2 separate regions of the Mus musculus genome follow, and region 2 is linked to region 1. Evidence: chromatin contacts called from ENCODE Hi-C or POLR2A ChIA-PET data. All regions are on one chromosome and are shown on one strand. The core of a region is the stretch at or near the end of the contact, and the rest is flanking DNA. Distances in the headings are between cores, read along the strand shown.

Region 1 (4,186 bases), core at 68-2,567:
TTAACACACACACACAAACATGGACAAGAACATACTCCTATCTCCATTCCTGACAAAAGGTAAAAATTTAGAAAATAGAGCATGTCCCTCAACCAAGTTTAAGATGCTACATTCTGTCCAGCAGTGGCAGCCATTGCCTTTAATTCCAGCACTCAGGAGGGAAAGGCAGTGGAATCAGGGTTCGAGGCCAGCCTGGTCTACAGTGGGCTACACAGAGAAATCTGTGAGTCTCTTTTGCAGAAGTACATATTTCACAGTATATACACTTTAAATAACAGGGATGGTGACATGGGTCTGTAACTCAAGCACTTGAGAGGTTGAGGCTGAAAAGATCATGGAGTCCAAAGTCACCCTCAGCTCTACAAGTTTGAGGCCAGACGGGACTACAAGATCCAAAACAAACAAACTGGTACTAAATCCCTATCTTGGGAACCTAAAAATCCCACTTCATCCAAGCAAAGTTAAAGTGACATCCAAACAGAATAGCAGTCAGGCTAACAAAATGTTGACTCAAGCCGGTGTGACGTCAACTCAGCACTGGATGGCTGAGACGGTGTGACGTCAACTCAGCACTGGATGGCTGAGACAAGTTCCTTCCAAGCTCAATTAAATGTATTACTCCCCAGGCGTCTGCCTCTCTCCTTCTCCTCCATCTTGTCATCTCTCGATCAGTCTTTCCCACCCCTACCCCTTGCTGAGGTAGGAGAGCTGTGTATTTAAAGGCGACACCGGAAGATGGCAGGTTCATCTCAGTCACCCTCACCCGGTAACCTATGACAGTTAAGAGGGACTGGGAGGAAGCCTGGGGCAGTGAGATAGGCTTCAGAGCTGGGCAGGTCCTATTCAAACCTCATCTGGCATCCAAGCCCGCGCGCCCTTTCGGCAAACGAGGTCTGAGCTCCTGCTTCTCCGATTAAAAACAGGGCACCTCCACCTCTTCTGGCGTCTCGAAAGCATGCATTGCTACGAGGGGTCGTTGCAGCACTACACAAACTACGGGAAGCAGATGAGCTAATTTCTCGCGTATGACAATCAAGGCCTTAAGGAAAGTGTGGACAGTGAGACTCGAGCCTCGGCCGCCTGACATGGCCTTTTCTGGGTCACCAGGTCTCTACTCCGGTCTGGGCTTCTCGCCACAAGCGAGGCTCGGAGAACCTGGGACGGATGACTGGTGAAATGGCCAAGGCCTCGGGCTCTGTTAGTCGGCGGAGCCACCGCAACCCAGCGCGCGCCGAACTCACCTCACTCAGGCTTACGTCGCGCCGGGCGGAACCACCATCCAAACTCCGCGCGCCGACACGGCCCTCCTGCGCCCCGCGCCGCACGCTCTGCGCGGCAAGAAGGATGATTCTGATTGGGTAATCCCTGAAGGATCTAACCAATACCGTGGCCTCTGGCTCCTGGCCCCGCCCCTAGAGCTGCTGGGGCGGTATCCCCCGAGCACGTACTACTAAAGCCCAATCCGAATGCAGCTGACCGGTCAGGTGATTATGGCAAACTACCTGGCTTCCGGCGTAGTAAGGCTTTGTTTTGTTTTTTGTTTTTTGTTTTCCTAGTGTAGGGAAAGGCGCCTGAAGCCCAGTCTGTGGCATGGTAGAGATTTTGTGATGTTTGAAGACAGCCGAGGCTTGCTAGTTCCGGTAAATCAGGCGAAGCGTCTGTGGGCCTCTTCTTTTGGATCTCACCCTCTATTCTTGTGAAACTTCGGCGGTTCTTCCACTGCTGACTGTCATTAATCGGTCGCAAGCTCAGATACTTCAGCTGGCATGCAGATGCCGAGGGTGAAGCTTCAGTTCTAGTGGGTAGCTTCCACCATGAATGCAGCCCGGTGATGCCTGATCTTCTATTTTTGTAACTTTTAGTTTTTTTGAGACCGGACCTTACATAGCCCAGGTTGGCCTCAAACCTCCACCAAATTGTGTAGGAGAAGCTGACCTTGAACTCCCGATCCACCTACTTACACTTCCCAAATACTAGGATTACATATTCCACCAAAGTGGGCTCTTGTTAATTTTTTTCTCTTCCAACCCTGTCATCTGTCCTTACCCTCTTTTTATTTTATTTATTTATTTATTTATTTATTTATTTATTTTGGTTTTTTGAGACAGGGTTTCTCTGTATAGCCTTGGCTGTCCTGGAACTCACTCTGTAGACCAGGCTGGCCTCCAACTCAGAAATCCACCTGCCTCTGCCTCCCAAGTGCTGGGATCAAAGGCGTATGCCACCACTGCCGGACCCTTTCCCTCTTTTAAGGAGTAAATTCAAACTGTTACAACAATATGGAAAACAGTACAAAGGATTTGAAAGATACTAAAAGTTACCTCATGACCCAGAAACATCTCCTCTGACATATACCCAAAGAAAATTAATAAATAACTTCCTAAAGCTATCAGCTTTCCCTTGTTCATTGCTGCATAATCCACAATAGCCAAGATATGAAAATAAGCTGTCAGGAGAAAGACGGGAAATGCACATCAGAATAGTAATTAGCCTGGTAAAAAGAACCAGATCTTTCCATTTAGGGACATTATGCTAAGTGAAATAAGCCAGACACAGTAAATTATTATTGCATGATCTTATATGTGGGATCTTTATAAAATTTAAATATTCATATCTAGAGAAAACTGGTGGAGAGTTGTGGGTTAGAGGACACATATAGTGAAAATACCTAGAGATCCAAAATACAATATGCAAGTTCTATATATTGCATTTGTGCTAAACTATTATGAGTTACAAAAACCAAGGAAGTATAGCTGCAGATGATGACTAGACTCATGTGTTTCATTATTGTAAATTTCTTACTATCTATATGTGTCTGCATCTTTAGGCATCCTGCTGACAAACTGATAAAATGTTTTTAAAGCTGCGTCTATGTAGCCCTAGCTAGCCTGTTACTTAATTATGTAGACTAAGCTGGCCTCAAACTTAGAGACATCTGCCTGCCTCTGCCTTCTGAGTGCTAGGAAGTGCAGGCATGCCTTGAAATTTCCTTCCTTCCTTCCTTCCTTCCTTCCTTCCTTCCTTCCTTCCTTCCTTTTTTTTCTCTTTTTCCCTTTTCTTTTTCCTTCCTTCCTTCCTTTCCTCCTCATTTCTTCTTTCTCTCTTTTGTTTGTTCTTTCTTTCTGAGACAGGGTTTCTTTGTGTAGTCTTGGCTGTCCTGAAACTCACTCTGTAGATCAGCCTCGCTTTGAACTCTGAGATCCACTTACCTCTGCCTCCCAAGTGTTGGCATTAAAGGTGGTTAACACAACTACCCAGCTATGCATTGAAATTTTAATGCCCTTGCCTTCCAAGGAGCATGCCTGCAGCACCAGACCCCAATAATTAAGCAGTTTTTAAATAGCAAATGGAAAAGCATACAGAATAGAGGTAAGAAGAAGATATGAACAATCTACCAAAAAGAGTAGAACCAACAACACTGGGACTCAAGTGGTCGCACCCAGGCAGTAAGTGTGATGCTCACAACTTCCTGAAGGAACACTTAGCTAAATGTGCCTGCATGTCACATTCTCCTTTTTCGTTTATCTTCACTTCTCTGTCCCTAGTCAAGTCATTGTGCTAGATGGGCCCTGAAGAACTACAATACATCTGGGCTCAGTCTGTCGAGAGGGACAATACATAAGTTAATATTCATAGTAGCAATACAAGTTAGCTGTGGTGGTGCATGCTTATAATTGAAACACTCGGGAGGCAGATGCAGGAAGATCTCCAATTTGAGGTCAGCCTGAGGTATGTAGCCAGACCCTGTCCCAAAACAAAACAGTACCAATCAATGTCATGAACATGCTAGCTCAAGTTATGCTATCACAACAGGGATGCAAATGCAGATGTGGAGGACCAGAAAAGACTGCAGAGAAGGTGCCCTGATCTGAGGGCAAGTGAAAGACCAGCACGCTTCCATGTAAGGCTTAAAAGTCATCTTATAGTAAAAACAAACTAGGTTCACTTCTGTTTATGATTCAGCCTCTGTTTCTCAATGTCCCTATGTCCCACCTATAAGTACACATGGTTCTGTACCGCCTATTCTAGGAATGGCAATCACATCTTCATTTCAGGAGGTCATTATAACTAGCTTGCTATGTGTATGTTCTGCTCCTGTAACCCTGAGTATTTTGCCCACCAAACCCCTCATTTGGAAACCCCCTACCCTGAGCTATAAAAGCCTGTCTTCCTCATATTCAGGGCT
Region 2 (3,985 bases), core at 695-3,194, 48 kb after region 1:
CTGTCTCTCTTACTAGTGCTTCAGACTCCTGAGAGAGTGCATCTAATGGGCTGCGTGGATGGGCCAGCATTGTGGAATTTCATGGCCCAGTTCCGGGAGGTGAGGGCCCAGGTAGCCTCCAGCTTGCAGAACTCCGTCCTGGGCCCAATAAAAGACCTGTAGATGTTTGCAGAGGTTTGTTTGTTTGTTTGTTTTTTGGAGAGAATCAAAGCCCCTGAAGAAACCACCAGAGGAAAAGCCTGATTTTAAAGGGTTGGAACAAGTAACAAGCAAACATTGTTAGAGGTTGGTCTGGAGGCTCCTGAGGCTACGTAGGCATTGGTATCTTGAGAAGGTAGAGCAGAGCTGCCGGCTCCCAGCTGCTCTGGAGCCAGCACAGCTGCAGAGGCAGCCATGAGACCTTTCTGAGTAGTCCCAAACACTAAGGTGTTCACTTCAGAAGTCGTGGGCCCATTGCTTCTCAGAAATCATTTTCTCATGGTTTGAGGTCTTTGTAATAAAGGACTCACTTTAATATAAAGAATAACCAGAGGTGGTGGGATAGGCCTGTAATTCCAGCACTGGGGAGGTGGAAAACAAAAAGTGGGGAGTTCAGAAGTTGTTCTCAAAATGCAGCAGTTGGAGACTGGTATGGACTATAGAACAATAGCTAACAATAAATAACAATAGCAACAGAATCCAAAGACTAACAGCAGAAATGGAGGATGCTCATCCTGTAGTGATGGGGAGGGGAGGTGGGGCGTCCCTCTCTTTATCTGATAAAGAAACTGAGGCAGAGAGCAACCACCAGCTTGCCTCTTTTTCACAGTAAAGGGTGGAGGGCAGACATTAACCCCAGTGTCTCACTAGAGAGTCCATATGCTTAGGCCCCATGTCTGCTCCTGAATGGGGACCCTGTTTGCTTCTATGGTCCTGGCTGATGTCGGGATGTTTCTTTTCACTCCCAGAAGGATCTGGTTTGGGCAATGCATGTCCTTTGCTATCACAGGAAGACACTGGTGGACAGTTTGCAAAGCCTAGCCTACAGCTGCTGTGTCCATGGATTCTGGCCCCTGGGTCTCCTTCTCTTGGGCCCCTCCTGTGAGATGCTTCATGAAGCAGCTAAGATTTCCTACTTCAGGGGCTCGTGTTGATACTCAGAAAACCATTCAACTTTCTCCCTGCTCCCTCCCAAGGGAAAAGCAGTCTGTCCTTACCCATGTTGTCAGCAGTTAGTCTGTCTTTATCCATGGTGTTGCCATTGTAGTTAGGGGTGGGCAATCACAGCCCAGAAATAGAAAATGGAAAGTTCCAGAGATGCATTTTTCTCTTTCTCTTGGCCTTTTTGTTTTTGAGTCAGAGCCTCAGGTAGCCCAGGATAGCCTCAGATTCACTATCCTCCTGCCTCCACCTCCAACGCGCTCAGGCTACAGGCATGTGCATCACAATGGGGAAGTCTTGCTTCCCCACGGGTATATGTGAACCAGAGGCAAGGACTGTCTAAATCAATTCTGACTTCCCAGTTCCCAGCTCAGTAGCCTCCAGCACCATCTCTCTCTCTCTCTCTCTCTCTCTCTCTCTCTCTCTCTCTCTCTCTCTCTCTCTCTCACACACACACACACACACACACACACACACACACACACACACAGAGTCAGGACTGCCCGGTTATTTTCTTTAGTTCCAAATTCTAACACTTCAACCATCCATCACCAACTCCGAGTCAGGACTCCCGTACTTATATTGGGAGGCATAGCAGCACAGTAGTTTTTTTTCTTGTTTGTTTGTTTGTTTGTTTTTCCCTATCAATTTCCCCCAGGCATCAGGCATAAATCAGGCTGTTGTAAAACCTTCAAGGTTGGCAGCAGAGAATCCAGACACCTGTGGCTGGGACTAGCTCAGCCCTTCTGGCAAAGATTCCCTGATGACAAAGGCTTAGGAGGAATGGGTGGGGGATGAGGAGTGGGAAGCCCATTCTGCAAGGACAGGCCAGAGCACGGAGTCCACACCCGGAACAGCGGCCAAACAATGGTGGGAGCGAAGGTTACCGGACAGGATGTAAATAGTGCAAGCCTTGACAATGAGAAAACTCAAACTCATAAAATGTGGGAGGGGAAGGAGCCCGGAAGTGGTGACGAGCTCATTTCCTCTCCTAAACTCGGGTCCTCGGGAGATGCCGTCTGTCCGTCTGTCTGTCCGCAGTCCCAGTCTGTCAAAAGCACAAGTCAAGCACTTAGTATTGTTCTTTGAAAAAACGTATTAGCGACGTAAAAAGCATGTGACTCTTTGTGGCTTGGTAACTTTCCCCATCACATCTAGATTTCCTTTTGTTCTGTTAAACAGAATTTTTTTTTCTTAAAAGCACACTATTACTGGGGCGCATTCCCCTACCGCTGATCCTTTCTCTATCATCCACGGTGCACACCTCTCTACCAAAGCTGCCTGGGTACCAGCCAGCCCCAGTGATTTCTAGGAGTTCCAGGTTCCAACCACTTGAAAGCCTAGCCTCAGGGGTGTGGCTCGGCGCTGTTTTGCATCTGTGATCATGAATGTGCACATTTATAAAAACAAGGCTCTTTCTTTCTGGACAGTGGTAGAGATCAATTCAGGGTTTCACTTTCTTCCCCAGGCCAGTAAAGCCCTTTAAAACACCTTTTTTTTTTTTTTAAATTTTACATTAAAAAAAATGCATCCAGTGCCTACAGAGGCCAGAAAAGGGCATAGGCTCCCTGGAACTGGAGTCTTGAATGGTTGTGAGCTGCCGTGCAGGTGCTGGGAATTGAGTCTGGGTTCTCTGAAGAGCAGTCAGTGATCTTAACCACTGAGTTCCCTCTCCAGCACCTCTCTCTCTCTCTCTCTCTCTCCATATATATGTATGTATGTATACGTGTATATATATGTATGTATTTCTAAGACAGGGTATCATGTAGCCCAGGCTGGCTTCAGTCTTGTCATATAGCTGAGGCTGGCCGTGGACATCTGTCCCACCTCCCAAGCATTCGGCTTCCATGTGTATAGCAGCTTGCCCGGCTTCAGGATGTAGCTTGAAGCCTTGGGAATCCTGTGCCATGGCAAGGACAGAGACAGAAAGCAGGAGGTCGTGGAGTCAGTCTCCTTAGGGTCAGGGCCTTGCGTGCCCACTGGCAGATAGGTGACCCTGAGCCTCTCTGCAGTTCTTTTAGGTTGCTGGAAGGAACGTGGGTGTGCAGTGTCTGATCGTTGGTAGTGGTCACTAAGGATGCTGATGGCCTTCTGTCACTGTGGGCGTCAGTCCTTCCTGATGCCAATCTTCAGAGACCCAGGGGATCAAGTGGCTCTCTTTCTTTGGTTGTTTCCCCTGTCCTTAGAACCACTCGTACAGCCTCAGCTCCATCTAGTGTTCACATGGGGACACAGCCCCAAGATCTTACTGCAAATCTTACTTTCCAGAGCTGCACAGTGAAGCCCATTTAGAGTAACCCTCCAGTGCTAATATTTGGCATTTCAAATCAAGTGTTGTACAAGCCCAGTACTCTAAGCATCAGTACATATTGTCCTCAAAGGGACAGATTCATGTAACAAATAGTTGTAAAAAATGATGTTGACTGCCAGGTGTGGCATGGCTTCAGTTCCAGCGCTGGAGTCAGAGGCAAAGGAGGATCCCTGTGAACTCCAGGCCAGCCAGGGTCTTAAAAAAACTGACATCGGCTGATGGAATTCTTGGTGCCAGGAACAATTCTAAATTCTTGAATTGTGCAAGTTCACTTCCCACAACCCAGTATCATGACATGGAAGGTGTTTGTTTCATTTCAGAGGTGCAGAAAGATGAAGTAAAATCTGTCCCTCTGAGTGGACGTGATCCTTTAGGATGCCCGTGTCCCAGTGGCTAAGGACAGTGCTCACTGAACCCCATGGGCTATAAAAGGATGAATTGGTGTGGGGGGAGGGAGGTGGCGGTGAGGTCTAGGAGGTGAAGGGGGCATGGGGTGTGTTGTTTAACCAGTATCCACTGCAGAGATGTATGAAA

The links. A loop is a pair of places that touch in the nucleus more often than their neighbours do. ChIA-PET counts read pairs that join two places held with the same protein, here RNA polymerase II (POLR2A).
Region 2: a loop to region 1 is called in a map of heart, with 4 times the contacts of the local background. The contact joins the enhancer-like site here to the promoter of Blm in region 1. A Hi-C loop is called at or near these places in 4 of 37 maps with a recorded cell type or tissue (heart and mouse trophoblast stem cell). POLR2A ChIA-PET finds 5 or more read pairs at or near these places in 2 of 5 experiments (both embryonic stem cell).

What each region holds. Positions count from the first base shown.
Region 1 is chr7:80,533,802-80,537,987 of GRCm38, forward strand. It overlaps Blm (Bloom syndrome, RecQ like helicase), which reads right to left and starts at 1,318. Exons shown (of 22, transcript NM_001042527.2): 1 at 1,242-1,318.
Region 2 is chr7:80,580,912-80,584,896 of GRCm38, forward strand. No RefSeq gene overlaps it. Among named protein-coding and RNA genes, the nearest start is that of Gm42398, 27 kb to the left of the region's middle. Within about 2 kb of position 1,945, at least 1 of the 3 ENCODE cell types and tissues checked has a DNase peak (open chromatin) inside an H3K27ac peak, as active enhancers do; it is heart, where a contact is called at or near this core.